Linked DNA regions of Homo sapiens: region 1 is linked to region 2. A link is a loop called in an ENCODE intact Hi-C map of the cell type or tissue named here. Cell type or tissue: mammary epithelial cell. All regions are shown on one strand. Links, peaks and the distances in the headings refer to the core of each region. The heading gives the core; the rest is flanking DNA.

The links. Hi-C counts contacts between places; a loop is a spot of excess contacts. Peaks named below come from ENCODE experiments on the same cell type or tissue, not always from the same donor. Only the 100,000 strongest peaks of a DNase experiment are listed, where the experiment ranks them.
Region 1: it touches region 2 in a loop (5-fold over the local background); 1 of 110 quality-filtered maps calls a loop at or near these places.

Annotation. Positions count from the first base shown.
Region 1 is chr15:36,684,413-36,701,549 of GRCh38, forward strand. CDIN1 (CDAN1 interacting nuclease 1) reads left to right here. Exons shown (of 11, transcript NM_001321759.2): 6 at 7,273-7,352; 7 at 7,714-7,763; 8 at 12,911-12,978. Among named protein-coding and RNA genes, the nearest start is that of CDIN1, 110 kb to the left of the region's middle. In mammary epithelial cell, for the core only: no CTCF peak of the experiment used is centred there; no DNase peak of the experiment used is centred there.
Region 2 is chr15:36,747,019-36,764,155 of GRCh38, forward strand. The region is part of intron 10 of CDIN1 (CDAN1 interacting nuclease 1); the gene reads left to right. Among named protein-coding and RNA genes, the nearest start is that of CDIN1, 180 kb to the left of the region's middle. RefSeq lists enhancers at 6,015-6,583, 10,676-10,725. In mammary epithelial cell, for the core only: no CTCF peak of the experiment used is centred there; a DNase peak (open chromatin) is centred at 10,583.

The DNA of each region.
Region 1 (17,137 bases), core at 8,303-12,302, 63 kb before region 2:
CAGGGATGAAGCCCACTTGATCATGGTGGATAAGCTTTTTGATGTGCTGCTGGATTCGTTTTGCCAGTATTTTATTGAGGATTTTTGCATCAGTGTTCATCAAGGATATTGATTGGTCTAAAATTCTCTTTTTTGGTTGTGTCTCTGCCAGGCTTTGGTATCAGAATGATGCTGGCCTCATAAAATGAGTTAGGGAGGATTCCCTCTTTTTCTATTGATTGGAATAGTTTCAGAAGGAATGGTACCAGCTCCTCCTTGTACCTCTGGTAGAATTCGGCTGTGAATCCATCTGGTCCTGGACTGTTTTTGGTTGGTAAGCTATTGATTATTGCCACAATTTCAGATCCTGTTATTGGTCTATTCAGAGATTCAACTTCTTCCTGGTTTAGTCTTGGGAGAGTGTATGTGTCGAGGAATTTATCCATTTCTTCTAGATTTTCTAGTTTATTTGCGTAGAGGTGTTTGTAGTATTCTCTGATGGTAGTTTGTATTTCTGTGGGATCGGTGGTGATATCCCCTTTATCATTTTTTATTGCGTCTATTTGATTCTTCTCTCTTTTTTTCTTTATTAGTCTTGCTAGCGGTCTATCTATTTTGTGGATCTTTTCAAAACACCAGCTCCTGGATTCATTAATTTTTTGAAGGGCTTTTTGTGTCTCTATTTCCTTCAGTTCTGCTCTGATTTTAGTTATTTCTTGCCTTCTGCTAGCTTTTGAATGTGTTTGCTCTTGCTTTTCTAGTTCTTTTAATTGTGATGTTAGGGTGTCAATTTTGGATCTTTCCTGCTTTCTCTTGTGGGCATTTAGTGCTGTAAATTTCCCTCTACACACTGCTTTGAATGCGTCCCAGAGATTCTGGTATGTTGTGTCTTTGTTCTCGTTGGTTTCAAAGAACGTCTTTATTTCTGCCTTCATTTCGTTATGTACCCAGTAGTCATTCAGGAGCAGGTTGTTCAGTTTCCATGTAGTTGAGCGGTTTTGAGTGAGATTCTTAATCCTGAGTTCTAGTTTGATTGCACTGTGGTCTGAGAGATAGTTTGTTATAATTTCTGTTCTTTTACATTTGCTGAGGAGAGCTTTACTTCCAAGTATGTGGTCATGTCTAAAACACCAAAAGCAATGGCAACAAAACACAAAATTGACAAATGGGATCTAATTAAACTAAAGAGCTTCTGTACAGCAAAAGAAACTACCATCAGAGTGAACAGGCAACCTACAAAATGGGAGAAAATTTTCTCAACCTACTCATCTGACAAAGGGCTAATATCCAGAATCTACAGTGAACTCAAACAAATTTACAAGAAAAAAACAAACAACCCCATCAAAAAGTGGGCAAAGGATATGAACAGACACTTCTCAAAAGAAGACATCTATGTGGCCAACAGACACATGAAAAAATGCTCATCATCACTGGCCATCAGAGAAATGCAAATCAAAACCACAATGAGATACCATCTCACACCAGTTAGAATGGCAATCATTAAAAAGTCAGGAAACAACAGGTGCTGGAGATGATGTGGAGAAATAGGAACACTTTTACACTGTTGGTGGGACTGTAAACTAGTTCAACCATTGTGGAAGTCAGTGTGGCGATTCCTCAGGGATCTAGAACTAGAAATACCATTTGACCCAGCCATCCCATTACTGGGTATATACCCAAATGACTATAAATCATGCTGCTATAAAGACACATGCACACGTATGTTTATTGTGGCACTATTCACGATAGCAAAGACTTGGAACCAAGCCAAATGTCCAACAATGATAGACTGGATTAAGAAAATGTGGCACATATACACCATGGAATACTATGCAGCCATAAAAAATGATGAGTTCGTGTCCTTTGTAGGGACATGGATGAAATTGGAAATCATCATTCTCAGTAAACTATCGCAAGAACAAAAAAACAAACACCGCATATTCTCACTCATAGGTGGGAATTGAGCAATGAGAACACATGGACACAGGAAGGGGAACATCACACTCTGGGGACTGTTGTGGGGTGGGGGGCGGGGGAGGGATATCATTGGGAGATATACCTAATGCTAGATGACAAGTTAGTGGGTGCAGTGCACCAGCATGGCACATGTATACATATGTAACTAACCTGCACAATGTGCACATGTACCCTAAAACTTAAAGTATAATAATAAAAAAAAAAAAAAAGAAAAAGAAATCATCATAGAGGCCAGGCACGGTAGCTCATGCTTGTAATCTCAGCACTTTCGGAGGCCGAGGCAGGTGAATCACTTGAGCCCAGGAGTTTGAGACCAGCCTGGCAACATAGTGAAACCCCGTCTCTACTAAAAAAAATACAAGAAAGAAAGAGAGAGAGAGAAGGGAGGGACAGAGGGATGGAGGGCAGAGGGACAGAGGGACAGACAGAAGGATGGAGGGAGGGAGAGAGAGAGAGGTAGTCAGGGAGGGAGAGAGGGAGGGAGGGAGGGGAGGAAAGGGAGGAAAGATGGAGGGAGGGTGGGAGAGAGAGAGGGAGGGAGAGAGGGAAGGAAGGAAGAAAAGGAAGGAAGGAAGGAAAAGATAGGAAGGAAGGAAAGGGAGGAAAGGAAGGGAGGGACAAATCAATGTAGAATGTATTATTTCCAAGAGAATAGAAGGAAGGGAGGGAGGGAGGGAGGGATGGAAGGAGAAATCAGTGTAGAATGTATTATATCCAAGGGAATAAAGGGTAATAGGGGAATAAAGAAAACTTAATTAACTAGAAGGTAGGGAGAAAAGAGGAGAAAGAAAGAGAATGATCAGCAGAACACAGAAAATAAGAGAGTAAAAATAAGCCTGAATGTATCAGTTGTAATGAATGTAAATGGGTTAAATTCACATTTTTAAAAAAGCTTAGATTGTCAAATTTGATTTTAGAAAATCCAACAAAATACTATTTATGAATCACTCGTAAGACATAATGACACAATAAAGTTCAAAGTAAAGAAATGGGGAAATTAGTACAATAAAAATTAACATTAGAAAATAAAAAACTAATAACAACAATAAAAAGAAATGGAACACTAGTTATGTGAGGGAGGCAGATCCTATCCAAAAGAAAAGTGTTGCAGAAGTATTACCACTAGGTCACATTAAATTTAACAGAAAACCTTTATTAGAGTTAAAGAAAGTCTTGACTTTGCCAAAAGACATACTTACCAAGAATTCAGTGTATAACAACTGAGAGTGCAGGCACCCAACAGTATAGTCTCCAAATACAGAAAGCAAGCATTGGCAGAATTATAAGGAGAAACTGACAACTCCACAGTAGTAGTAGATGATTATTTCATGTGTAGTTGAAAAAAAAATAACAAGGATGCAGAAGATTTGGATAATACCATTAAAATCTTAACCTACTAGACATATCTGAACCTTGCAGCTCAAAAGTAGGAACTTCAGTTTTCTGAAGACATATAAAACATTAACAAAAATTGATCACATATAAAAACACAAGGAAAGTGAAACAAACCATATTAATATAAACATCACAAATTAGAAACAGCAGAAATCCATGTTTTTAAATAACTTATGGGTCAAAGATGAAATAATGGAAAGTGTAAACTATAAATGAATGATAACAAAATTGTGGCATGTAGCTAAAGCAAAATTTAGAGGAAAAATTATAGCCTTGAAAAGTATATTTTAAAATAAAAAATTGAAAATGAATTTTATAAAAATAGTAAAAGAGTAATGTGGCAAACTCAAAGTGGGAACGAGGAAATAATGATGAAAAAGGATAAAGTCAATGAAATTAGAAGAAATGGTACAGTAAAGAGGATCGACAGAGCCAACATTTGGTCTCATGAAAATATTAGTAAAACTAACCTCTAGCAAGACTGAGAAATTAAAAAAAAAAAGCTTATACAAATTAATATGAGACTATCTAAAGCAAATTTATTGCAGACGTAGAAGTTAGGTCAGGGTGGTGAGTGCACAGATGTTTATTATATATTAGTTCTTTATGTTAAAAATACTTCACAACAAAAAGTTCATAATCTTAGGCATTGTGCCTTAGTCCAGGCATTGCTTTAACAGGTACCAAGTCTCTCCTATTCTTGTGAATCTAGCTCCAGTGACTCATACATTCCTGCTTTATACATACTTTGTAGAAAATTGTAATCCTGTTCATTGTAATCCTGGAATGGCAGAGGCAAAGTGTGAAATCAACAGAATGAATGCCTCTACCAAAGGTTGAGGAGAATAGGAATCCTGTCCATGTGTGGTTAAAAAAGCCAGATGCAAATTGGCCAGAGGTGGTCTAGGAACAGCTTCCATAAAAGACACAGGCTTTCTTGAGGCCTCTTAGCTCTGGCCATGACAAGGTTGTCCAGTCGCATTTACTTATCTGGTTGATGTTATTATTCATTTCTTTGAGATGGCAGTTCCTAAGCTTCAGAATCTGTGTGTAAAAGTAGGTTTACATTCTCTGGCTTGATCTGAGACACCAACATACTTTCATGAAGCCTGAGTGGAAAGAGCTGTGTGTGTTTGGCAGATACATCCTGGGTCCACAGCACAGGCAGTCACTTCCTAGAGGAACTTTCTCTGTTGCACTAAAAAGTGGTGGGTTGCAAGAAGAGAAAAGACATTTTGTTGAGGTTAAAATGAATGTGGACTCAATGTATACTTTTTGCTGTTATTCCATTTAAAACAACTGACTTCCTCTGGCAAGTTTCCTTTCATTTGAATAGTGTTTATTCAACATATTCAGACTTTTAAAAAAAAGTTTATTGCCTATGATTCTTAATCCTGATAAGCATACCACTGTTCTAAAATTTATATTGTGAGGAAAATTATGTCATCAGTTTATTTTTTCTTTTGATATTTCCCTTTTTTGGCTGAAAATAAATGACTACTTTTCTTATGTCACGGAGTATTGTCCCTTTTCTTTTTTTAAAAAACAGCCTTTGTTTTATTATTTTAGCCAGGAGTTTGCATATAGTTTGATATGAGATCTGTAATTTTTATAGGATAGCGTTCTTAGTCATGGCCACTTACATATTAGTGATCTCTTCCTCACATGGGTTCATGAGAGTTGGAATGTACCATGACTGGGGTCCATACAGAGAAGGTGCTCCTATTTTCTTAGGCCTCTGCTGGCATTATGGGCAACATAAAAGAATGTGTCTGCCATTACCATGTGGTGACTCGAGTGGCAGGCCAGAGAGAGTTCCCTCTAGAAGGTAATGAAAGGTATGGACAACTGCTTTGGTCCCCTCTGACTGGCCAGGCCTTAGAATTAGGTTGGGAATACTGAGTTTCCCAGGCACATTATTTTTTTAATACTATTGCTGCTGTAATCTTTTCTTTTATAAGAAGATGATTCATTGTTTCCTATTCCCGATATTTTTACCACTTATCAGTGGTAATTGCTTTCAGAAATAATTGAGTCCAACCCTATGGTTTGTATGAAGTAAATACCTAAGTTTGATTTGATTCTTACTATTACTTGAACTTAGCAAAATAGTGCTTTAGCTGTCTTCTCTAGAGACCACACAAGAACACTTTATTTCGGTAGTCAGCTTAAATAATATTTTCACTTTCTACAGATAGCAATGGGCATTAAACTTGGGAAGCTATGTAACTTGCCAAGGTTGCAGAGCCAGTTGTAGAGATAGGGCTGGATAGGATAGCTGGGTGATGCTCTTTTGGAGATTCCATATGACCTTTTCACTTGCAGTGCAAACACGTGTTCACAAATGGCTAAGTACATAAGTGTTGCTATAAGCATGTAGTTATATGACTAACAGTGGGCAGTAATTAAAATAATCATGCTTCATTTTTTCTTTGCAGACCCAATACTATTTTTAAGTGAATAAGATGTAATTTCCTTATTTATTTCCACAGTATTTACTAACATTTTTTTCTTTTTTTTTTTGAGACAGAGTCTCGCTCCGTTGCCCAGGCTGGAGTGCAGTGGCTCGATCACTGCTCACTGCAACCTCCGCCTCCCGGGTTCATGCCATTCTCCTGCCTCAGCCTCCCGAGTAGCTGGGACTACAGGCGCCCACCACCACACCCTGCTAATTTTTTGCATTTTTAGTAGAGACGGGGTTTCACCTTGTTAGCCAGGATGGTCTTGATCTCCTGACCTCAAGATCCACCCGCCTCGGCCTCCCAAAGTGCTGGGATTACAGACGTGAGCCACCGCGCCTGGCCACTAACATTTATCTTATGTATCAGTGTTCTTATAGTATAGAGCTTGATAAAGAACATAATCTTAAAAGAAAACAAGTTAGACCCGAAATTATCTCAGAACTTGAATGATGATAATTAGATAATTATTCAGTATGCATTTTAATTTGTGCTTGTGTGGATCAGACCATAAGCCATTTTGCTAAATTGTGGTGAATAATTCCACTGGAGGCCTTGAAATAATCGATACCTAGGCAACACGTGACTTAGCTTCAGCCTAGAGACCTGCCCTTCTCCCATGCATTAAAAGGAATTCTGGCTACTGTGGCTGCCACATGCCTAGTGAGCAGCGAGGTCAGGATCTCCTACCTTGCTTTCCAAAGGATGTCACTTGCTATAGCACCTTCATCAGATGCCTCCCTTAGTGCCCCCTCTTCTTCTATAGCAGTTCCCTTGGGGTTCAACTTAATTTGCAAGTTGAGGCATATTTTGGGTGGAAAACTTGTGTGTGTGTGTCTCTCTCTGTATATATTTTCCTTATTTAAGATTCTCTCAATTCAGTCAGTTTTACCTACTTTCCTCACTTGTGGAATGGAGATAGGATTTTATGGCAGTTGATGAGAATTATTTTGGAAAGGTTTAGAATTAGAAGATTCTTTCATGGCTGAAAGCCATTTTAATTGATATAATTAAAGCATATGTATATGAAGAGTTTAGTGAAGACAGGTCAGATTCAAAGACTTCAGATCTGACCTGTCTTCATTAAACTCTTCATATACATATGCTTGGTTATAAAATAACTACCTGCAAAAGGTAAATATTTTCTGATTTTTTTTTTTTTACCCCAAATGGGCTTTTCGGAAGCTTATTTATCTACAAAAGAGACATATGCTTTAGGTCTGTACTTGTTAATTTACCTTGGAAAAATTAGGTCATCATCAAATCTGGTAGTGTGGCTTATAAACTTGGCAAAATGGTCTAATTAAAAGCTTCTGTTAGATTATAGAAAAAGGAAAAAATGATTAATGCCAGTCATATTTTTGTTTTCATGGTTTGTGTATATGTAGATATATGTCACTCCTCATGTTGCATTAAAAGTATGTTGACTATCTGCTAACAGTTCATCTCTTTTCTTCTACAGCCTCCAAGTCTATTATAAATAGTATGCTACGGGACCCTTCTCAGATTCCAGATGGAGTTCTAGCAAATCAGGTCTATCAGGTATTAATCACAGCTGTCTATTTTCAGTGGCAATGCTGTTATCTGCCTAGCAGAGTAAAGGATTTTAAACCTCATTTAATTACTGTCATCATAAACTATCACTGAGGTCAGGGTGCACCATAAATGGCAATGCAGTATTTGCGAGAAGAGCATTTCACTTTTTAATAGCTTGCTTTTATAGTGAATAAAAAGCATGCAATTTTTGTTTTCTGTGATTAAATCCGAACCGCCTTTTGATAGCTTTCTTTTTTTGGGGGGCGGGGGTGGGGGAAGAAAAGTAATTACTGCTTTTAGGATATTGTTTACTGTAATAGTTTTTGTAGCCGCCCCACCCCAGACCCCTTTTCTTATTTGTCTGCAGTGCATTGTGAACGACTGCTGTTACGGACCACTAGTGGACTGCATCAAGCAGTATCCTTTCCCATAAAATTTTAGGTGCGCAATTGACGAGCTTAGACTCAGTGGAGATGTGTCTAGCTTTAACCTGACATAAAGTTCTGCTTCACAAAACACATTTCATACTCTTCTATTTTACATTCAATCAACTGGAGGGTCACTACAGACCATTCTTTTCTACAGCTTAAGAAATATCAGGTAGACCACAGGAAGATGTCAGTTCAGCAGTCACACATTCACATGCTTCTTTCAAACTGCCTGGTTTTCAATGAGTTTACAGGTACAGAGTCATTAGGCAGGTAACGTAATGTCTTGGAATGTATCTACCCATCCCAGTAAACATTTTTTAAAAATATAACAAATTTCCATTTAAAATGAGCCAAATTTTGTTGAATTTACGAGAATAAATTTAGAGCCTGGAGTTAAAGGAGGTTGTGATTAAAATGCTTCCAGAGACATCACATTTTAAAGGCAACAGATTCTTATTGCTTAAATGCTGATTACAATCTGAGCCGGCATTTGGATTCCTAATAAACATTTTTAGAGAAATCAAGTTAATTTTTCCTCCTGGAATACATTTAAGGTTGTGAAAACAGATGTCCAGTCACTTTTCATTAAAGACATTGAGATTACTAAAGAGTTAATGTTCACTTTTTAAAACAAGATTGAACAGACAGTAACTACATAAAGTAGGACATTATTAATCAATAAATTTAGTAGTACTGTGGCAACAGCAAGGTTTTTGATAATCCTCAAAGGTGCTATTTAAATGGTAAATAATGAGTAATTTTTATGAGAATAATTTCTATCCGAGTCCATGAATTTCACCCCTCTTAATAATATAAACATGTCCCTCCTGGTATGGATTTTGTTAGCATGGATGGCACTGTGATGAATTGTGACTCAGTAATTACTAGTTAGGAGGCTTTTTGTTGGAAACTCCTGCTAGTCAAATCGTGTACATGTATGTGTTTATATTCCACCTTCTTTCACAAAGGCTTAGAGTCGTAACATTTTTAATAAGAAAATCATGCCTATATAAGTAAAGTTAATCTTTGATGAATAACCTTTGAACAGAGCCCTCTTACAAGAATATTCAGTATTGAAGATACAGCCCTTTATGTATTTCTCCTCCAAGTCTGTTTCTCCAGTCTAGCTTAAATTAGTAAAAACACACAGCATTATCCCAAGCTCACCTTTTTATTAAACCAAAGTGAAATTGTACTTCTATATTCAGTATAAAATTAATGATAGTGTTAGAAACTGTAGGAGTACCAACCTTATGTTGCTAACACTGAGAAAGTTTAGCACATTCATATATCAACTAACACCATCTCAGAGTATCTGGGGTTGAATTACATGTTAATTTTAAAGCACATAAAATAGTTAAAAATCAATTTAAAGTTAAGGTTTTAAAAGCATAATGTCTTTTGAAGGATTGCATATTGATTTTAAATATAACTATCTAATTATGTATGCACGGACTAAAGTATGAAGTCAACTGCTTTGTAAATGCCAGGAGGCTATTTTTCAGTAATAGTTGAGATGCTTACGGGAAACTAGATTGCTGTATTGCTGGTGAAGAAAATGGCTTGTGAGGTTATTTACAAGTTTTGCCCATGGTCACTGCCATACATCAATAATAGGTATTATTATAGACAAAGTCTAAGTGTTTTTGCTTATACAGCATTATAAATTCTGTCTGGAGTATTTTCCTTACATTTTTGCCACCATTCACTTTCCTTTTTTGGTTGTGTTATTGCCAGTAGAATTTAATGTAGTACATGATTTCAATTGATAAAGATAATGACGTATGTCTATAAATTACATTCACCGACTAGGTTATAATTTTTGCAGTTTCATTATGTCTGTTGCCAGTAAAACTACAGATTTTATAAGTTTTATTTTCTAGACTTTGCATTTCATATATGTTTATATCAAGCAAAGCATAATTAAGAAACATATCTTTCCAAAATTTCAACTTGGTGATTGCTTTTGTCATGCAAAATAAAACAGGCTGGGAAGTTTACAGAGAAACTGATGTTGTCTCTGCATTGAAGTAGTAGCAGTTTCATATAATGTATAAATGCACTTGCATAGATGTTTCCTAGACTGATCAGCATAATTATTTTATTTCACACTGAATAAAAATTATTGTTTTTCCATGTGAGTAAATGTGCTGTTTGTTTTTCTGATAGTTTAGTAATATTTACATTGCTTACTCTCAGTAAATTACATCATGATGTGAGAAAGAAAGCACACATTCAGTAAATAAGATAGGTGCTAAACCTTCTTAGTGCCTTATGAAAATGTTATGTTTGTGTAAGTAGAATAAAGTAAGTTGGTCATTTACTAGTAAGACATCACAGAAAGCACAGTTAGCAAAGAGTATATACATCATCATTGTGCTTTCTCTTTTTTTTTGTTATCTACTGTATTTTTTCCTATGCAGCCATGCCCACCTACACCTTTCCCACCACAGCTTATACTCACCAAGGAAAAAATGTGAGAAACCAGCCACCTCAACTTTCCAAAGTGTGACTCCAGGACACAGCTATTAGACAAAAGCATAAACTATGAAGCAAGGAAAGGTAATGATGCAGGAAGCTTCAAATGCTGTGGGTTTCATTTCTGTACCATCAGAGACCTCAGTTTCATGATTCAACATTTTAGATGTAAATAATTTACAACAATAAAAATGAGAGCACATTTATGTGGAATAGAAGTAAATAATTTAGTTCTAAAGTGTGGGATGCCCCTAGTAATGAGAGACCATTGAGAGTTATTCATCAAATGTCTTCAATGGACTCTGAAAATTTGTGAAATTTTGTGATTTAAAAATGTGTTCCTTTATTTTGTTTCTCTTTAGAAATTTAAAAAGCACAGCCATGTGCCTTGGAAGGCAAGGGACAACTGGAGGAAAAGGCAATAATGATGACTTAGGGCATGTTTTGCTGGAACATAAATGGCCACATCTCTTGAATTCTAAGATTTAAACCATATTCACCTGTATGTATTGGTAAAATGCAAGATAATTCTCTAGGAATTTTTTTTTTAATAAATAACGAAGTTTTATTTAAGTTGAACTCGTGCAGTGCATGATCAGAATCAGCTTCTCTGGTAAGCCAAGGAGTGACGTGACCAGGTTGACGTTATCAGTGAAAAGGACAATGAAGGTAATGATTCACATAATTATTACCAAATGCAAATGCTTTTGAGTCAGTTGAAATACTAGACTAGGATAACACTCCTTTTCAGACTTTGGGCAATCTCATCTGTTTGGAAAATACACAGCACTTCCATGTTCTGCTCCTGATTTCATTATTTACCAGCCACGGGACCTTCAGCAAATTCCCCAGCCTCCCTGAACTTTACTTTCCTTAATTGTAAAAATGTGACTAAAAGGCTGGGTGCAGTGGCTCACACCTGTAATTTCAGCACTTTGGGAGGCTGAGATGGGCAGATCACTTGAAGTTAGGAGTTTGAGACCAGCGTGGCCTACATGGTAAAACTCCATCTGTACTAAAAACACAAAAATTAGCTGGGCGTGGTCACAGGCACCTGTAATTCCAGCTACTCTGGAGGCTGAGGCTGAAGAATTGCTTGAACCCAGGAGACAGAGGTTGCAGTGAGCTGAGATTGTGCCACTGCACTCCAGCCTGGGCAAGACCAAGAGTCCATCTCAAAAAAAAAAAGAGGCGGGGGACTAATAATAGTATCTACTTGTGTGGCTATTATAAGATGGTATCTCAAAGTATTTAGTACAAAGTCTTCATACATTATATTTAAGAAATATTAGCTATTATCAATTATTCCATAATTTTAATACTTTTTGAGAAGCTATATGGAGGTCATAAACATAGACTTGACAGGGATCTTGTTGTTATCTTATTTGCCACTCATTAACTGTATGCCCTGTGCAGGTTCCTTCTAGGCCTCGGTTTTCTCATCTATAAAATAAGGATTGTAATTATGAGGATAAAATAACATCCTAAAGGCACTTAACACAGTGCCTACCACATAGTAAGCACTGAAAAAATATATATTCATATGTATATCTATTTAGATACATGTACATGCATACGCATACACACACGAGAAAAAGACTCTTGAAACAGCCTCTGTACCCACACCCTAATCCACAACTCTTTACTAAGATGTCTTTCCTGCAGATTACATATATTCTTAACAAGTTACTTGTTTGGCTTGCCAGTGGCAAAAGTTCAACAACAGTCGACTGGAAGTGAAACAAAGAAGTTTCTAAATGTTGGCCTGATGACAAATGTGAATTCACAGAAGATTTACAGAATTCTCTAAGATTAGGAATTCTTCTAGGGCAAAGACTGCCTAGTATTCTTTACTGTACCTATTAAGTGCTTAATAAATGTATGCTAAATTGAGTTGAGGGATTTTAATTTAAAAATTTTTTTAGAATTTTTTTTAAGAGCGGGAGCCTTGCTACCTTACCCAACTGGCCTCAAGTGATCCTTCCACCTCGGCCTCCAGAGTGGCTGGGGTTATAGGCGCAAGCCACCTTGCCCAGCTGAATTGGAAGATTTTTAACACAGATTAAAGTACATTTAAAATGACTCTCCTTCTTTTCAAAATACAAGCACACATCCATTTACAAATCTTTGTTTGCCAAAATATATATAAAAATTATAGAAAATGCTGGACACAGTGGCTCATGCCTGTAATCCCAGCACTTTGAGAGACTGAGGTCGGAGAATCACTTGAGCCTAGGAGTTTGAGACCAGCCTGAGCAACATAGTGCGATTCCATTTCTAAAAAAAAAAAAAAAAAAAAAAAAATTACCCAGGCGTGGTGGGTGGTACACCCCTGTAGTCCCTGCTACCCAGGAGGCTGAGGTGGGAGGATTGCTTGAGCCCAGGAGTTCAAGGTTATAGTGAGCTATGATTGTGCCACTGCTCTCCAGCCTGGGCAACAGAGCAGGACCCTGTCTCTATTAAAAAAAAAAAGGTTTTAAAAAATTATAGAAAAATTCTATCCAATTATTTAAATGAGGGGATGTGTGTAGAGATTTCATTCCTCCAAGATGTGGACTAAGGGTGAAAATGGCTGCTCAAAGTATAGACCTGGTATTAGCGTTTTCCTGCTGGTATAATTCTGCCTGTGTTACCCCCTTAACTGAAACTTCCCAGTGCCATTGGTCATGAGCATGAGGTCCTGCTGAGAGACTTGCTTCTAGAGAAAAACCTGTCCTTCCTAGGTAAGTATTATTCACATCTTCTCTAGCTTGTGTTGTCTCCCTGAGTGCTTAAATATATATTTTAAAAATCTTCCACTAAAGGAAGAGTGAATGATGATTGATGCTGTGCATATTATCTTTTATTGATTTGGAACTGAGCAGGAACTCAGTTACCTAATCTCCTATATATACAGCACATGCACAAGCTTGCAATTAATATTTTATAGAATAAGTGGCTGAAAAAATGCTTTAATATCTGTTGCAGTATTACTTTTGGTGTCATGAGATATTAACCATAATCTAGCCCTTATGAGAAAAGGAAACAAAAGAAATATTGTCTATAAAATGTTTTATATATTAAAAAGAACAGTTAGAAAAATTCATGTTGGGTATATTTGTCTCATATATGGAACTGGGTAGTACTTTTACTTGAAAGCAAAATATTAAGCCTTTATTTTCATGCCAAACGTTCATTGGCATCATGGATTTATTATGATTTTTTAAAAATCCCACATGTATTCATGTGTTTGTGTATTACAGATTATTTCTTTCAACATCTCTTAAGCATTAGAAATTAAGCCTCAAAGGACTATACATATAATAAGTGATCACAGAAACCATAAAGCACTCTACAATGAATTAATTTCTCTTCTCCACTTTAAATATGGTAATTTGTAAAGGTTTCATACAAGTCATTTTATTATTATACAGATCTGTTTTATATAGATATTGAAGAGTCTGCATGATGTTTATTTTAGGACATACACAAAAAATAGAACAACATTGGATTACATAAGGTTTTTTCCAAAATGGGCAAAGAATTGGCCCAAACCAAATGCAGAGAAATGTCAAATAAGGAAGAGATGTTTAATAAAGTCCTACAAAGAATCTATTCCAAATCTTAATGTTCAATGTTTTTATTAATAAACTGTAGAATAAAATTGAATGTATTATAAGATTGTTTTAATTTGAAGCTTGGAGATATCATAAATATTCCCTAGTTAGGCTTAAATAAAGTTGATTAATTAAGCAAGTGTTCTCAAGTCACTAAATTAAATTTCAGTATGTAGAAGCAGCAAGGTTTTTCATATGGGGACAGTTGAATTGTTCAGCCTATGGAAAGATGGTAAGTTGGAAGAAATCACCTTTTAAAAGTCTAATCAAAAGGAAAATACGTAATAGTTCAGAACCAGTTGGAATGAGTGACCTGTGATGCACTATGAGATATGTTTTGGAACCAGGTAGTTCTGATAGTATTGTGAAACATCCGATCACATTGATTACTCAGATAGAGGCCTATATGTCATGGCCAAGTCTATTTTTTGTTTTGTTTTAAGCCACCAACTAAGCAGCATCATTGTCAGAGCTGCTTAGCACCACTCTCTGGGCACCATCAGCCTGTGGACAGTCAGGCCTTCAGCCCCATTTTTTTGTTTGGCCTAACTTTTCTCTGCTTCCTTCTTGAGAACTAGCCAATCCCAGCTGGGAAAAAAAGCAAAGGTTGTAGATGTGGGCTAAACTTAGTCCTAGTCCTCAACTTACTTGAACTTGAACGTGTTAAATTAGATTCACCATGGCTGACAAAAGCAATGTAAAAATGTGGTCTGGGGATCATCTCTACTTGCAAACAAGTACAGAAAGGGAACTTGAAATTGATGGGTCTCATCTGTTCCTCTGTGCTGTAGAATCTAGAGGTAATTATTTTATGGAAGCATACTCAAACAGGATATTTAATTGATCTTTAAAAATAAATGAAATATAGGAAGTTTATGCAACCTGAGTCCTGTTTTAAAGCATTTCCTCATCAACCTATAAAGAAGTTGTTAATTCTTTGTATTTTTAATGTAGCACTGAATTAACATATGTTTGTGGTTGAAAAATGAAAATTGAAAGCTTTGTATGAAATATTGTTATGGGGCTGTTGTCCTTTTACCTTATAAATACCCCTTCACAGAGATTAATTAGATTTAAAGTGTTGTGACAGGTAAATTTAGATAGATCATTTTAAAGCCAACTATGGAAAAAATATTGGTAAATAAACAGACCACTAATCTTAGTCTTTCTTGTTTACATGTGTACACCTTGAATTTTGTTGCAGAGATGTTGCAAACATGTTTAATTTATTTTGATCCTTTGCTAAGCTGAAGTAAAATCTCTCTCTCTCTCTGTTGGCTTCTAATTTGGACTGCATTCAAAAGACAAATATTCTCATCTTTTAATATATTAACCCTTCTTAATTTAAGAATTATGACTTTCCCTAAAATATTTTACCCCATTCTAAATTTGCCACACATTGTGCTCTATATTTGTTTTATAAAATGCATATTTTATCTTTACTCTTAACAATTGAAGGGAAAAATAAATTACTAATTCTTTCTTAAATGTCCTTGGTTCATAACTACATCCTGAGCAGTTGTTATGGCACAAGATCTAGCCAGGAACTATAGGAAAGAAAAACAGAAGTGTTCTTATCATTGAAGATTTGAATGTACTGATAGGAGTTCATCCTATCTTTTAAACTTATCCAATTTGTACTTCCACACATAAGTATATTGTATTAAGACAGGTCAAAGTTGAATAAATGACTTTAGTTTCTCCAACTAGAAAATATTTTTCATGTGCATATTTATTCATTTATTCCACAAATAAGTTACTAAGTTGGATACTGTTTTAGACACTAGATAAGTCAGATGAAGTGTCTGCTTTCATGGGGTTATGGTCCAGTAGGGAGACAAGCTACCAATGAACACAGATAATTTCTAACAGTTTCTGAGAGTCCATGTAATTCTTCCCTTCATTATTTATTCATTCTTTTCAATTAACTTTTGTTGTGTTCTCTGCATGCCAGGAACTACACTAGTTAGTACAAAGTGATTGATTATAAGCACTCTGTGCTCCCAGTGCTCATAGTCAAGCACCGTATTGCATGTGTGATCCAATGAGAATGCAGTTTTCTCTCTGATCCAGTGAGAATCCAGTGAGAATGCATCTCACTTAGTAGGTGCTCACATGATTGTCTCGATAATGAAAATAAAAACTCAAGGCTGTTAGGTTACTTCCATTAAACCTTTCAAAGAAAGGTACAAATTATACTCAACATCAATCACTATCCTTTATGAATGAAGAAAATGCTGCTGCCTCATGAGCTGCTTTTTCCTGAAATAGTGATGGAATTTTACTTATTCATTTGTTCTTTCTCACCGGGACCTTCCTGCCACAGTATATATCTAGGATGGCCAGTTGAGCTCATAAGGTTGGCTCTATTGCCAGTAGCTAACTACTCTTAAGCCTGCTGTGGGCAGACACCATTAAGAATTTTAAAGAACCAAACTTTTTTTTTTTAAGTTCATGCAAACGTGGAGCCTTCTGGGAAAACTGAAGATAAGTTTCAGTACATGTTAGCAGTTCTTTCCAAGGATAATTAATTTAGAATTAATATTTTTTGGCCGTATCTCAGTACTTTGGGAGGCTGAGGCAGGAGGATCACATGAGGCCAGGATTCAAGACCAGCCTGGGCAATATAGGGAGATCTTGTCTCTACACAAAATTTTTTAAAATTTTGTGGTGGTAGGCACCTGTAGTACCAGCTACTTGGGAGGCCAAAGTGGCAGGATCACTTAAGCCTTTGAGTTCAAGTTTACAGTGAACTGTGGTCATTCCACTGCATTCCAGCTTGGGTGACAGAGTGAGACCCTGTCTCTAACTAAAATAGGTAGGTAGGTAGGTAGGTAGATAGATAGATAGATAGGTAGGTAGATAGATAGATAGATAGATAGATAGATAGATAGATAGATAGATAGATAGATATGAGCATTTAAAGTCTCAAAAGGTGTGACGAACTTGCTGCCTACTCCTAGGCTTAGCTGTACAAAAAACTCCTCAACGTTAAATTGAACCATAAGCATTGTGATCATCCCATTACCTCTGCTAAGGGTTCACTCTTAGCAGACAAAATAGAAAATGTATTTCATCTACTGGTAGAGACATGTTAACTAGTATCTCTCAAGTGATTAATGAGACCGTATTTTGCTGTGTTTTTTTGTGTGTTTTTTTTAGCAGCTTTGGACAAAAAGACAGGAAAGGAAAAGAAAATAGTGACAATGCAAAGACAACAAGACAGTTTGCCCTGTTAGCTAAAATATGAAAGAGCGCATACAAAAGACTGAAGATAAACCATCCA
Region 2 (17,137 bases), core at 8,671-12,670:
AATTACAGGAGCGAGGAAACATTTTCTACCAGGAATCTTTATGAAATGTGTTTGTAAATAACAAAAAACATTTTCAAATTGTTGGAAATTTCTCAGCAGTTAGTGCATTAAAAAAAAAAAAGTTTCAACCAGCATGTGTTTCCTCATCTTAAACAATAAGTAGCAATGTTTGGAAAATGTTTGTTATATTATCTCTCTAAATAAAAGTTGATAGTTCCCGTAACACTTGTAACAAACATTTCTGGGTGACAAAATAATTTGCCTTTCAGGTCATTCCCAAGTAAATTTATTTTTAAAGCATTTATTTGCAGCTGCAAGGGCTCCCAAAAAAAGGGCGGCTGTTGGACGGCTTCAGTTGGCCTAGAGTTTTCATTTATTCCATGCTCTTTTTTATAAGTGAACTTTTCTCAAAGTTGTGTTTCTTTTCTTAACTTTCATTCATAAAGGTAAGTGTCTTTATTTCCTTGAAAAGCTTTATGAGTGTATTTATTAGAATTAAGTGGTTTTCTTTAAAAAATCACAGACTTAGTCTTCTTAGAGCTAGCCAAGATCTCTCATAGATATAATCTAATTTCATGAGTGAAGAAACCAAGGCCCAGGGAGATTTAAGTCACTCAGTGTTGAACACTAATCAGTGGGTTGAGTAAAATCTTTAAAAACAGAAATGAATTAACATTTATGGTAGGAATTGTTTGAATTTCACAAGTACTTAGTATTATATAACTGCTGTCTACCACTTTGACATAGAGAACTCTTTGAATACCAAAACATTTTTCCTAATAATTAGTGGCAGCCAATAATATTATCAGACCCCCGAGCCAACCACATGCTGACCTAATACAAGACCTGAGGATTTTTCACTCTGAGTCTTGTTCCCTTGCTGCTACATAACACTACACTGTGAGTTAAAATCAGCTAATAAGGATTTTAAAAATTTAACCATGAAGGGAAATAGTCTAGAAGTTATTTAATCATTCGTTACAACCCAAGAAGCAATATAGCTGAGTAGAAAGGGCACAGGTCTGGGGGAGTGGCAGTGGGAAATAACTTTGGTTCTCATTTGGTCTCTCATTTGTATGACCTGGGGCAAATCTCTCAATTTCTCTCTCTTTTCTTACTCATCTGTAAAATGGGCACAATTTGGATTCTTGTAAAGTTTGAGTGAGCTTAGATATACATAGTGCCTGCCACATAATACACATTTGACAACAGGTAACTAGAAGTACTTGATGGAAAGTATCTGTAAGTAAACCAGTGTGTGCCAAGTTGAGGTAAATAGATACGGGATGAGATGTTTTGCAGTCATTGCCGGGTCTTAGTTTGTGACTTTGTTATAATTCTGTGCTGTGGCATAGATGCCATAGCCAGATGTCTCACTTTTCAGTGTGACACTGCTAAGAATCTGAACACTTCTGCAGGGCAGAAACCGGTGCACTAACAAACTGTCTCCTTGCCCAACAAAGTTTGCCTCCAGCAGAGGCCTTTTCATTTTCCTTTTTTTTTTTCCTCTCTCACAACAGCTGTTTCCCTGTTTTTGGAACCACATAGTGAATTCGGATTAGTAATTTCACTTTCCAAGGTCTCAGATACTTGAGAAGTTAGCAGATATTTTTTCCATTTTAGATTTAGGTACCAAAAAAGTAAAAACAAACAAACAAACAAAACGTGCAGCCATCAACTGGGGGGTACATTCACCACTTGGGATTATTTCAAAGCAAAAGTGCATTTACTAGATCTATGTGACTTCTGATTTGAGGGTCAGTTTTTTAAAAACATCACCAACCACAGACTTGTAAAGTTTGCAGAAACTGCCGACAGACCCAAAATGCTAAAGGTTGTAATCTCTTGAAAGGAGTTGGTTGATTTTCCTGTTGCCCCTCCTATCAACTTTAACCTCCAACCTTCTCCGGCATGTATCACTACAAATAAAACTGCTGAGGTTTGACAAGAGGATATAAAGTCAGTAGGCCATCGCACAGAGACGGCCACGTGATTTTCTTCAACCTGAAATGAATGCTCTTTAAGTTGGGCTTTTCAATAGGAAGTCATAAACACTCACTCGTATCGCTTTAAGTTTTAATAATTACTGTTCCAAAAAACCCCAGAAATATACATATTAAATGATGTTTGACAACTGGAATTTAGTGGTTTTGTTATTGGTTGTCTTAGACCATTAACTTGGATTTCTGTTCTTAATTTTAATGTATACGATTTCAAGCAAGCAGCATATGATACTGATATAAACATGGCATTTGTATACTGCATTATAAATGAATTTTTAGCTTGTGATTAAGACAAACCAGATGACCTAAAGCAAACAATGTGTTTGTATTGCTCTGGTGACTTAAAAATAATGCCCTGCCCTGGATTCACCTGCAGTGCCTTTTGTCCTTTAGGGAACTGGAGATATGTGGCCCATGTAGCATTTAAGCTCACCAAGGTTTCTGAAGTTTCATTATTTTTATAGATTTCTCAAATAATTCCACTGTCTGTGGAAATTATTCATCCTACACTAGATAAATGCTGTCTTATGAAGTCTGTGGCACGATTCAGACTGAACTCAGCTGGCTGTCTGCCGCTAGATCGGATCTGAACATTAGGAATGGGATGCTATTGCATCAGTAATTGAACAGTGGTTCTTCTTTTAAAAAGCAAAAACAAAAAAGTACATCTGTGTTTTTGTCAAGGCCAGCTTATTAGCTCCCAAACAACCATAGAGAGGTGGCCTACCTGTCCAAGTGTTCTTTTTTCACGCTGATTTTCTCCTATCTATGTTATTTTCACCAGGCCATTGAGTGAAGGGAGGACACAGGTTCTGAAGGAGCAGCAAGTCTGAGAAGGAAAGGGCATTGGTGCTGGGAGGTGGGAGACAGGGCACCAACCAGGTCCCCCGACCTTTTGGCCACCTCAGCAGAATCCTGCCTTTTAGCAGAGCCAGTATACCTTCTGCAAATGCATTGTGTTGCCGTAATGAAAATGCCTCTGTTTGAAACTCCAGACCCAGTCACCTGAGCACTTCACTTCTTCCTGAGCAGGATCCAGAGCCTAGAAAAGAATTATGTGTTGGTTCGCGGTGGTGGTGTGGTGGGGGCACAGGAGAGGGGAAGAAGAAACAAATCCAAACCAAAAAACCTATGTGGGTATGACTGTCATCTTAAAATTCTTAGGGAACTACATTTTTGTATGTTCCTTATGGCAAAAAAAACTGTTGAGACCATTAGGAACCTCCCTCATTCGTCCCATGAAACAGTGCAATTTTACTCTATAAATCCAAATGCTAATTATTAACAACAGCTGTAGTAATCCATTGCATTTATTCAGCACCTCCATATACATTATTTCGTTTGAGCTAACCACTCCTCTAGGAAACTGAAAGCATTTTAATGGATAGGAAAGCAAAGGCTCAGAAAGATAAAGTGACTTGTCCAATATTAATTCATCAGCGTCAGAGCCAGGATTTCAGCATTTACTATGTACCAGGCATCCAAGGATGGGTTTGATTCCTTCCCTCAAGGTGCTTACAGTCTCTGATGTGTGGGATGGAGGGTGACGTTGCTGATAGCTCAATACTTAACGTACAGCAGGAAGGAGCACTGAGGCAGTGGCTTGAGCTCAGTCTGTGGGAGGAGACCTGTTTTGATCCAGCTGCCCTCATTCCAAGTAAGGGCAGTTTTAAGAATTAGCTGTTTGGCCAATTGAAAAATATCTTCCCATTTTAACTCACTGAATTGCCAGTTCCGAAACTTTTTAAGATAAAGCTATACTATAATTATAAAAGAGGCCAACCTTATAACTCAACTGCTGAAAAGGGAGACAAAGACCTACAAAACTTATTAGGAAAAGCCATGGAGATCAGCAGGTGGAGGTGTGGGGCTAGTTGGGTGGACAACTCAGAGGTAAAAAAGCAAACAAACAAAATTATAGGTAGGACAAGAAAAAGCATCTGTCTTTTTGCTAATGTGAACTGCCAAAACCTCCCCTTTTATTTTTTATATTTTTGTATTGAAACATTAAAATAAATGAACAACCTTCTAACATTTAGACGGTACTGGGTAAGGGAAGCCCAGTCTGATTGATTTAGGTATTTTAAATTTTAGATCAATATCCACAAAATGAATATTTTTACTACTTAACTAAGTGTTCTTTATGTTTGCTTTTACCAAGAACTTCATTCCATTTTTATTGATAAAAGCATATATATATGCTTATTTTATATATATATATATATATATATATATATATGGCACTAATAGAGTTAAAAATAGGCATACATATGGTTGAGAAGAGATTTAATTCATGTCTTAATGCCATGGAAATTCCTAGGTATTCCTGAAAACAATGTTCTAAAAGCACCCAGTGTTGCCTAGGTGGAAGACTCTAAAGTTAATGTGAGAGCCAGGCACAGCAGCTCACGCCTATAATACCAAAACTTTAGGAGGCCAAGGTGTGTGGATCACTTGAGGCCAGGAACTTGAGACCAGCCTGGGCAACATGGTGAGACCCCATCCCTACTAAAAATATAAAAAAAAAATTGCTATTTGCAACCATTGTGGAAGACAGTACAGTGTGGCGATTACTCAATGATCTAGAAGTAGAAATACCATTTGACCCAGCAATCTTATTACTGGGTATATAACCAAAGGAATGTTAATCATTCTGTTATAAAGATACATGCACGTGTATGTTCATTGCAGCACTATTCACAATAGCAAAGACGTGGAATCAACCCAAATGCCCATCAATGATACAGTGAATAAAGAAAATGTGGTACATATACACCATGGAATACTATGCAGCCATAAAAAGGAACAAGATCATGTCCTTCGCAGGGTCATGGATGGAGCTGGAAGCCATTATGCTCAGCAAACTAACGCAGGAACAGAAAACCAAACACTGCATGTTGTCACTTGTAAGTGGCTGCTGAACAATGAAAACACATAGACACATGGGTGGGGGAACAACACACACTGGAGCCTGTTGGGGGTGCAGGGGAGGGAGAGCATCAGGAAGAATAGCTAATGGATGCTGGGCTTAATACTTAGGTGATTGGTCGATAGGTGCAGCAAACCACCATGGCACACGTTTACCTATGTAACAAACCTGCACATCCTGTACATGTACCCCAGAACTCGAAATAAAAGTTGATGAATAAAAATGATTTACCTTCATTTAAATAGCTTAGATTCTGTTGCCTATAAATATAGGGCACTAAATTTTTATTTATGCAGGATAACTGTCCTGGTTATGCCAAAGATATATTAAATACAATGTTTAATTGATGACTCAAAACATACCTTAAGTTTATCTTTCTAGAACTTTGTATTTCAGAAGATAAAGTAGATGAGGCTGCATCTGTCTGCACTGACTTTCTCCTCCCAATGACAAAGAACGCTATCTGTTTTGAAGTGACTTTTAATTTGTTGAATATTGGTGGTGAGTGGAAAATGAATGTAAATGAAATATCATATTGCTGGAGCAGGTACAAGGGATGTGAATGAAAGCTTCCTGTTTTATGGGCTGCTGAGAGGTGATAGCTCTTAAAAAGCAGTCTGCTAAGTGATCCCAAGTTAATGCAAATTAACAGTTGTTTTCTTTCAGAACTGTGTGACTGAATAAACATTTACCATTTGTTTCATTTCTACTCATCTCTTGAAACAGTTGCTACAGGTCTTAATAGTAAGACTCGAAACATATAATGTATTAGCCTTGGCACATCAAAATATTGTTCATCTTCCAAACTTGAGATATTCCAGTTTGGCTTCTCACTGAGTTTATAATGTTCTGAGGGTATGTATCTAAAAACGCATCTTACTAATCTCCTGGAATTGATTTTTTTAAAAAAGTCCCTGTAACTTGTCACTATTCCCAGCTTAAACATGGTCTGTCAATTGTGAGATTGATGGGCATTGTGGTACATTTCAATCTTAGGAGGGGCCTGAATAAGAAATTTAAACTATTAAATAGTGTTTTGGAAGAGAGACGTATGATATTTGTGCAAAATAATAATGAGGTTAAAAATGGAATTTCAGCCTTAGCTGAAAGAGCAATGCCTCCTGCTTTTTTGTGCAAGCCTTTCGCATGATTCAATGTGATCACCTTTTCTCATAGCACCACTGCGGCAACTGTGAGGGGTAAAGAATTTCAGCAATTGAACAACAGTATCAAATAAATTCATTTTAGGAACTCTCCTAAAGGTTTATTCCAATCGTTAACATTCCTGGAGCTGGTGGTGTCTGCCAAGTGCTCAGCGCTAGTTCACAGGCAGCAAATTTAGCATGACAAAGTTGCTCCCATTTTGCAAATGGGAAACCTGGAGCCCCAAACGGAGCCTCTCACAGTAAACTGCAGAATGGAGATGAGATCCTAGAGATACAGTATAAGGGATTATCTGGGATCATGTAGATGGTTTGCAGTTGCCTTTGTATGGCTACCGGGTTAGATCATTCTTGGCAAGTTTGGTGAATTAGTATCCTATTCCTGAGTCCCATTTCAATACCTAGCTTGGAACTCTTCCACTCCCTGAAAACTTCCATTGAAATTTTTATCAATGGTATTTGCATAGACAAAATGGAATCAAACTATTGACATGTACTTTTTTATTAAAAAAAAAAAAAAGCAAATTTATGTGAATGGTTTGTCAGTGGAGATAATTTAGCCAAAGGCACCTGTGTTCTCTAAGGACTCTGCCTGAAAAGACTTTTAGGGGGAGCTTGGTGAATTTTTTGTCTTTAAAATAAAGCTGTTTTTGAGGTATAAGAGAAGCTTGGTTTTTGAAATGGCACAATGAATAACAAAAGCCCCTTTTCACCCCCCAGAAAAGGACTAAAAAGAACATTTGTTAGACTCTTGGGGAAGAATTGTGCTGTTAACATGAAAGTCTAGATACAAGAAAAGGGAAAATTGGAAGAAGAGGAGGAGCAGGTAATACTGGAGAAATGCTGGACCCTGAAAGCAACTTGTTTTGCAAAGATGATTACACTCAAGTTTGGGTTCAAAACGTAAGAAAGCATGCTTATAGTGAATAAAACAGCTAGAAGATAAAACTTGGCAGAATATCCTGCCGTTTTGTACAGACTTATGCGTGGGTATGCATGTGTTTCTCTCTCCATTCCTTCCTCTTCTCCCACAGTGGCCCTCTAAGTATATTCTGGCAGACAAGTGGCCAATAACCAGTCTTCATAATGGAGGTCAGGTGATTTGTATTTCTGGATTTTTAGAATAGACAGGGCTTATCATTGATTTGAAGATGGAAAGTACACTATTTCACTACCCCCTGTCATTTAGTGGATGTGGTTCTTGAGTATGTCCAGAATTATAAGGCTGTTAATGTGTCTTGAGCCCTGACCTAAACTGTAGATGAGAAGGCTCTTTAAATATTAAAATGGAGAACAAACAGGATTGCTTATGCAGTAGGAAAGTGCACAGTATTCAGAAGTCAGGCCTAATCTTTTTATGGGGCAGCTATTGGGCATGCTACATTTCTGTCCAAAATATAACTCTTTTGAAAACTCCCTCTTTAACAAAAATACTAAGTTGATGGTCTCTCTTAAAAAAAAAAAAAAAAAAAAGGCCAAGTAAGGGAATATATAACTTCAGAGTTATCAAATATATTTATCCCCCTTACATGTCAAAGTTTAAGTGCTGTGTTTTGTATATACAGTCATCATGATATTTGAAAAGGCCATAAAGAAAAACAATTATATAATTGTTTTTAAAGAACGCAGAAGCAAGGATAAAAAGGCCTTTAGAAACTAGAGAACAGTATTAACAATTATAGTACCTGAAGTCAAGCTGCAAAATTCTGTCCTAATTATTGGGGATGATTAATTAAGCGTAAAGTTACACGCCTTGAAAGAATTTCAGAATTATTTTTCTTTGATTTTTCTACCAAAAAAAAGGCCCACCCCATCATTTTCTATTTTAGCAGTTTCCACAACTTAAACATTAAATTCTTATTGTTTGATTTCTGTTATATTAGTAGTGTGTGTTTTGCAATTCTAATCTTCACGTTTTTCTTTCTTTATCACTGAAGTAGGCCTTTTGAAGCTGGGAAATTTTTCATAGCAATATTGACAGTGTTCACATTTGCATGATGACAGCCAAGGAATGGAGCAGTAATTTTTGAAATTGCAGAAGTATTTAGAACACTGATAAAAGCTGAAATATATTTTTGATGGATTGAAGTTAAGCATACATGATTTTTCCTGCTGTCAAAAGGCTCTGAATTTAGTGAATATTTGCCTGCTGTGAGAATGCAAGATTAACATCACAACCATCACCCGGGCACCCAAACCCTGCAATTTAATAGCTTTTTAGGTTCTTTCCTTTTTCTAAACAGCAATTAATCTCATTTTAGTACAATTTTCTCGTTTCTGAAGTCGCTCATTGAATCGCTGTTTTGTTCATATTTGGCTTCAGCTCCTCTGCATAGTCATTAAAGTCCCAATTAATGTCACCTTTAGCTGAAGAGTACTCATTTTTATTGAGAAAATGACAGTTGCTGCCATGAGTAGTGCAGTGTAATATACATTAATTGCCCTGTAACACTGGTAATTACGAGTTTTTCAAGCCTCTCAGTAAACTGTCATGCCTAGACAAGACTGTGCTAAAATAGATTACTCATTAGGGAGACCTGTCCTATTTTCTGGTGAGTTCTTAGTGTTGGTTTAAAAAAAAAAAAAATCTTGAGCTTGAACAAATAGTTGCCAAGAGCAATTTCCTACAACAATATCCTCGTGTTGGGTTTTTCAGCCATCACTTAAGATTGCGGTCAGCAAACAGACAGGGTGCAGTGGACGCTACAGATGTTGAATCTTGAGCCTTTATTTATGTGGATCACAAGAGCGAACTTAAGGGCGTTTTATTCAGGGTTGAATATAGAATGTAACTGAAGAGTGCTCCTAGAGGGTGTTGTGTTAAAACAGGTTCATTCCCTGGTATTTCGAGAATATGGGAGAGAACCAGTGTGCCACACTTACCAGGTCTTTATCACCTCTGTGCTGAGTCCAGCAAGGAGAAGCGTTGATGCCTTTATTCAACAAATTCCTATGAGGACTGGAGTAGATAAATAAGTTTGACCCCGAACATGGTGAGCTTTATTGGTTTATATGGTTTTAAGGTACAGTTTTAAAAAGGGAGTGGGGAATCCTTAGTTGAAGAGAACTGTAATTATCTTAAATGTGAAATTACCAGCCCACAATCTTGTTTTAAAATATATGGTTGCTGACTGGCACATTTGGCAGTAGGTTTTTGTTTTTGTTTTTGTTTTCAAATCATATATCTAATTTCAGTGTGGAGATTATTTTTCAACTCCCTGTTTCTCTCATATTTCATATGTTGGTGTTTTAACACAAAATAGTGAACTTTAAAGCCCATAGTTGCTTAGAACTGACAAAAAGAAAACCTTTGTTATATCCTTGCCTAAAGCAGGTGTTATAACAATCTGCTCTTTCCCTCTCTCTCTAAATGAATTTTGTCACAGCCTTTCAAGTTTCCTTGTGGTGATGAGCTAATGAAAGTAGATAGTACAATTTGTGCTGACCAGGTAGCAAGTGCCAGCTCACAGCTGAGGATAGTTTAAAAAAATAAATAAAATATAGCATCATATCACTGATTTACCCAATACACAGCATTAATAGTGAGAGACCTTGGTGTGTTTATCTGTTTGTATTGGTGTGCATTTATCGAATTGTTTATGACAAGACTAATTGGGGTAATTGTAGACACTGAAATTACCTGTCAGCTATATGTAACCACACTCCCTTTCTTTCTGACAAATGATGACAACTGAGGGACCCCGTAGCATTACTCATGATGGCTTTTCGAGTGGTAATAAGGACAATAGGGGCCCTGGCTAATTTGACATGGACAGCCTTCACAACAAGAAGCCAGCTAAATGACTTGTCAGGAGGGGAGAGAAGTCAGAAAAGTAATGGAGTCCCCCATGGCGCTCTGACAGGGAGATGAGGCAATTTCAACGGAAAGTGAAAAGGCTTCAGTTTGTCAAGTACTTAGAACAATCAGAGAACAGCTAGAGGCTGGAACCTGACAATAAATTTGTGAACCATGGTAGCAGTTTCATATAGGTCAGTTACTTCATAATGGCTGTGCAGTACTCAGAGGGTCCTGTTCTCATCACATACTTCACGTCTACCAACCAGAGCTTTGTCACCTTAAATTTGTGCTCTGTTTTACGTCGTGGGAATAACAGTTAGGGTTATGGAGGCCCAGGAATGGAAAGATGGTGTGAGTTGCAGTTGCTAGCCTGTTGAAGATTAAACAAAAATCCAGCCATGTAATATGGTGATGGCAGCCCTTACATGAGGGTAGTATTAACTCTTCACAGTAGTGAGTTGTAGCCACTTGGGTCGAGACCTCATGAACTCTTTTCTCGCTTGCTATCAATCCGATACAAAATGCAGTAGTCCCTTTCTAGTCCGAGGTTTTGCTTTCCAAGGTTTCAGTTACCTGTGGTCAACCACCATCTCAAAATATAAATGGGAAATTCCAGAAATAGACCACTGATAAGTTTTAAGTTGAGCACCGTTCTGAGGAGCGTGATGAAACCTCACAGCAGCCCGCTCCATCCTGCCCACTCATGAGTCATCCCCTTGCCCAGCACATCCATGCTGTGTACACTACCCGCCTGTTAGCAGCCACATCTTCTGCTCCTGACATCTAGACATCCACCTCATCTTGGCTCGGTGACCCAGGGTCATCTGAAGCAGATGATCCTCCTCCTGACCTACTGTCAGGAGAGCAGTAGTAGCCTAATGCTATGCCACCAGGCCTGAGTCATTCACCTCACTTCATCTCATCATGTGGACATTTTATCATCTCAAATCATCACAGGAAGAGAGTGAGTATAGAACAATAAGATAGTTTTGAGAAAGAGAGAGAGACCACATTCATGTAACTTTTATTATAGTATATTGTCATAATGGTTCTTTTTTTATTGTTACTCTCTTATATGCCTAATTTATAAATTAAACTTTATTATATGTATGTATGTATAGGAAAAAACATAGTACATATAGCGTCTGGTACTATCATGGTTTTAGGCATCTAGTGGGTGTCTTAGAATGTATCCCCACTGGGTACAAGTGGGCTACTGTATAATACTACTATTCATAGGCTAAAACTCCTACCAGCACCTTTTTCTCTGATTGTATCAATGTGATACTAATCTCAGAGCAGGCTAGAAAACTGGTATATAAGGGGCCTCCCTCCCCTACACCCTCTACCTCCAAAGCTGTAAGTAGCTTCTGGCCTTGATAGTAGCATGTGGCTACAGTGTGAAATAGTCTAGTGATATTTCAACAGTTTTACTGAGCTTCTGGTTTTGTTTCATTGGGGACAATCTTTTCATTGTAAAAAAGCAAGTTTCTAAACTGGACGAGCCACTTTGCCTCTCTGTGCCTCAGTTTCCTCATTCATAAGATGAGGAAAGGCAAGCTGATTAAATTTATGCAGAAGTTGATTGCATGATCTTGATGCATGTACAAGTTAGAATATTTTTAAGCAAGTCAATGTATTTTATGCACCTGCGACAGTCTTTTTCTTCACCACCATCACTCCAGATCTTTGTAAAGGCAATAACACCCTTTACAAAGAAATATATCACCTTTGCACTTAATGGAATTCTTCTCGGAAGATTTCTGAGCATTATTTAAGCTATGAAATCTATCTTTTTAATGTTGTCTGAAGAAGAAAGTGTGTATTCAGTACACTTATTCATACTATGTTATTTGTAAGTTTTGACCTTCATGTGGAGAAAGATTCCTTTCTAAACATAATACAGTATAATATCTGTTAAACTTCTCAGTATAACTTAAAACATACAGTTTCACAAATATTGTTAAACCTAACCAAATAGGTTGCCTAATGCCCTAAGCAACAGTTCAGAAGGCTTAGAAACCCATCCAGAAAAATTATGAAATTGTCTTTGCTTTTGCATTTCTCTGGGGGTGAGAGTGGTTGGGATAGGGAGTTCCTCTTATGCCCAGTAAAAGCAGCTGCCCACACATCCACTTTGTTCAGTGGTTTTTGAGTTGCCTGAGGGTTTCAGTGTTTGTCCAAGGTTTTCATCGAGAGCAGAATAAGCATTCCACCCCACCAAGATACATCGAGGGGTGCAGGACCCCAGCAGTAGGCTCAGGGACATCAGGAGCAATTGAGGAGTCACAGAAGGAGTAAGAGGAGAGGCGCCTCTTCTTGTCTGTGCTCCCAAGTGAACAAAGGAGAATTTGGCTTAAAATGCCCCAGGCCATGGGTTCTGTACTACAAATATGTCCTCTTCCCCTGAAAATGCAACCTGCTGACAGGAATTCTCCATTTTGAATTATTAGGTCTTGCAGGTCCATATCTGGGATGAGTCTTTCCCTGCATCAGCCCCACTTTGGAGATATTCTTTATTTTCCTCACAATTGCTCAGATAAATATGTTTTTTCTTGTGGAAGAAAGTCTTTTAATTTCTAAAAAAAAAACTCATTTAAAATAAATTGTGCTTTTTTTGTAATACATTAATTCTAAAAATCTAAAAGTTCCAGATAAACAAAAGTAACATCATTATCTTCCCAATTCATTTACATTGACACTATTAGCATTGTTAACAATAGTCTGTTCTTATACCCCTATAAAGAACTACCTGAGGCTGGGTAATTTATAAAGAAAAGTTTAATTGACTCACAGTTCCACAGGTTATACAGAAGGCATGACTGGGGAGGCTTCCAGAAACTTACAATCATGGTGGAAGGGCAAAGCAGAAGCAAGCACATCTTCACATGGCAGCAGGAGAGAGCAAACGGGGAAGTGCTACACATTTTTAAACAACCAGATCTTGTGAGAACTCTATCAGAAGACAGCACTAGGGGAATGGTGCTGAACCATTAGGAACTACCCCATGATCCAGGCACCTCCCACCAGGCCCCACCTCCAACAATTGAGAACACAATTCAACATGAGATTTGGGTGGGGACATACAGCCAAATCATATCAGGCATCACACTGTATATACTGTAGAGTACTTATGTGTTTTTTACCTCAGAGGATGTTGAGATTGTTTTTCATATCTATAAATATAGCTCTATGTGACCCTTTGTAGTAGGTTCCTAATGCTTGCATTATATGGCAATAGAATTTTTTTAACCAGTCACCTGTAATGGGTATTTAGGAGGTCAACATAAATAGCACTGTAATGAACATCCTCATCATGAAATGAGTTAAGACATGGAAAGTACAATAGCCTCAGTCAACATTTTCATTCTCTTCTGTCTTGTAAAATCTGTGTTATAAATGCATAAAGCTGTGGCACCTGTGTTTTCTGCACCATGATGTGACTTTTGTGATAATTCTGTTTTTTCCTTTTAATATTCAACTAAAAGAACTGTTTTCATGATGCCAAGACATTTTCATTTATCCAGTTGTCTAGTAACCTAAAACAAACAGAAACAAAGGTAGCTTGCACATATGCGTTTGTTTTCTACCATCCAGTTCTTAGGAACTTTTAATTCATCTCTAAAGTTATTTTAGAGGCAAAGAAAGGTTATGTGTTGTTCTTCAAAAAGTATGCATTTGTCTCTTCCACAGAAATTTTAAGTGTTTATTCATTTCCCAACTCCATCCCGCACCTGAGGCCTCCATCAGCATCCAGAATAAACATTTTCTCCTGTGAAGGACATAAGGAGCATCTAAGAAATGGTGGTGGTGGTGCTGGTGGTGGTGGTGGTTGAACACTTCATTAAATCACTTTTCATATCCATACATATTTCTTTAGGATAATATCCAGATAATAGACTTTCCAAGTCAAAGGGATCACAGAGTTTTAAGGCCATGGTTACATATTTGTAAACTGCCTGTCACAGAATGATTGTAGCAATTTCTTCTTCTGCAAGTAGTGTGTAAGTATGCCCATTTCTCAGCACCCTGGCCCAAGTCAGATGCCATCACTTCATGGATAGTTTTTACACTCTCATTGTTACTTTCCTTCCCCTTGTTTTCATTCAGAATGCTTGCATTTTACTTTGAGATTTTTTGCCATCGGTCATTTTATAAGATACGCCTTCACCGGCACATCTAAAAGCTAAGGCACTTAACAATTAGAAAGTTGTATGATAGAGACCTTCAGTCTCCAGTTATAATTCCAGCTCTTTCTGACCCTCAAGCTCTGGAACAGGTCACACTTTTCTCTGCTCAGGACACTAGATATTTCAGATTATTTCAAGCAGTCTCCTGCCCACTTTCCTGTGCCTTTGTTATAGCTGTCACTGTAGATTGTTTCCGTTGTGCATATAATTGCTTCATTGCTAGTAACTGGCTTAATGTTGTCACAGACCTTATTGGCTCTTCTTACCTCAGATTTACATATAGCATCCCAAGGCTTTCTTTAGGGCATTTATCATTTTTCCTCCAAATGATCTGGTGACAGTATACAGCTATTCAAGTTTTCATCAGCCAGCAGATGATACGGTCTTTCTTCTTTGCTGCCACAAGCCAGAAAAGAGAGGAAATCAGGGGAAATGCTTTCATTACTGCACTTCAAGGAGGCGCTGTCATGGAGTCAGGGAGGGAAGTTTCCCAAAGTTCACTGAACTGACACTGGAAGAAGCTCTTGTGGGCAGCCCCATCCCTTTGTGACACCGCAACGAAAGCACTTCATCATCTCTTGCCGATCCTGCTTTCATGCAGACAGCGAGGCATCTTCTAATGCCAGTTGCCTTTCCTGTTTACTTCTTGCTCCAGGAAAAAGTCTGAGCAATTTTTTAGGACATTAACTATTACTGTTGCATACTGATATGCAAGATTTTGTTATACTTTCTTGAAAAGGCCCATTATTTTCATTTGGAAAGGGAAAAAATAAAATAGAGATTGCCACCAATTGCAAATGACTAACACTAATAAATTTAATGGGTCTAATAGCAGCTGTGACTGTGGAGTTCCTTGTATACTGAAATGGGGTTATAAACGGTGTTAAGCTCACAGGCTGGCCCCGGAAGTCTATTGCAGGCAGAATGTGGCAATTCTAGAATATCAGTAGGACCAACCTTGGTTTCCTATCATATCTAGAGAGTAAATTAAAAATGTTCAAACTCTAAATGAAAGGATTTGAAGCCTTAGGATTCACTGGGCAAGCTAAACTCAGTAGGAAGGCTGCCCTTGTGAGCACTCCTAGACTTCATGCCTTTCACTTCTTTTTCCCTCTGTTTCTAACCTCTCCTATTCTTTAAACTTGGAACTTTTCCTTTTGTTACACGCAGGCACTTTCTTGGTAAGGAATCCCTGAGAAAAGCTTCTTGAGGGGGCAGTGAGCTTTTTTGGTCACCCACATATTGCTGAAGTAGTTAAGGCCTACAAGATTTATTTATAAAAATGGCTATTCTGTTCTGATTTATCTACAAGTTTTTGCTTAAGTGACTTATAGATGACTTTTGCCGAGGCACCTCTGCCCCATATGTTGTTTTGTTTTGTTTGTTTGTTTGTTTGTTTGTTTTATTATACTTTAAGTTCTAGGGTACATGTGCACAACGTGCAGGTTAGTTACATACGTATACATGTGCCATGTTGGTGTGCTGCACCCATTAACTCGTCATTTACATTAGGTATATCTCCTAATGCTATCCCTCCCCACTCCCACCACCCCACGACAGGCCCCGGTGTGTGATGTTGCACTTTCTGGTCCAAGTGTTTTCATTGTTCAATTCCCACCTAAGAGTGAGAACATGCGGTGTTTGGATATTTGTCCCTGCGATATTTTGCTGAGAATGGTGGTTTCCAGCTTCATCCATGTCCCTACAAAGGACATGAACTCATCCTTTTTTATGGCTGCATAGTATTCCATGGTGTATATGTGCCACATTTTCTTAATCCAGTCTATCATTGATGGACATTTGGGTTGGTTCCAAGTCTTTGCTATTGTGAATAGTGCCGCAATAAACATACGTGTGCATGTGTCTTTATAGCAGCATGATTTATAATCCTTTGGGTATATACCCAGTAATGGGATGGCTGGGTCAAATGGTATTTCTAGTTCTAGATCCCTGAGGAATCACCACGCTGACTTCCACAATGGTTGAACCAGTTTACAGTCCCATCAACAGTGTAAAAGTATTCCTATTTCTCCACATCCTCTCCAGCACCTGTTGTTTCCTGACTTTTTAATGATCGCCATTCTAACTGGTGTGAGATGGTATCTCGTTGTGGTTTTTATTTGCATTTCTCTGATGGCCAGGGATGATGAGCATTTTTTCATGTGTCTTTTGGCTGCATAAATGTCTTCTTTTGAGAAGTGTCTGTTCATATCCTTCACCCACTTTTTGATGGGGTTGTTTTTTTCTTGTAAATTTGTTTGAGTTGCCCCGTACTTTGCTGGCCACACTCAGTAAGAGTCAAGATTACATCCAGTTGGCTTCATAAAACAGGACTTTCTAGGACAGCTGTGCTTTGCTTGCACCTCATGGGAGTTCAGGGGCTCCCCAGACTGGAAAGCATAGAATCCAGTTTCTCTAGGAACCCAAGGTGTCAAAACAATAAATCCCCACTTCTCTGCCATCAGCTTGCACTACCACAAGCCAGAAGAGAGAGGACTGTACCCCGCCATGTTGTGGTGAGAAACCACACCCATAACGTCTCTTTGGGTTAGGGAGCCTTCCTTGCTTTCCACGTGGGGTTCAGGGAGCTTGAGAGTTGGCATCAAGGCTCACTGGAGTCCCCTTCTACATTGTATGTCTGTGTTCTCTGTGTAGAGTTCAACTCAACCTCAGGCCAAGAATCAGCTGCTGGCTCCACCTAAAACCTGTTTATTCCTTAACTAGATACTCCTTTCAGCAGCTGTGGCTTCTAGGAGGCAAACACTAACTAGAGGGAGGTGGCAGCAAAGGCTATATATACATAGTGAATGTCCACATTCAGTGACAGCCTGTATAAGTCTGGTGACTGTCAGTATCCATTCTCTATGCGTACCAAAACAAACCACAAGTTCAAAAAATCATTCCAGTAAATCACCCCTTCTATTCAGACTTCAAACAAAAGAAGATTGGGGGTGGAGGAGGGAATCAGTTTGACCTCACACTCAGAGTGAAGTATCTATGCTGTGAGTTGTTTTACCTGTTGTGATAAATTAGCAAAGCCAATAGGCCAATCC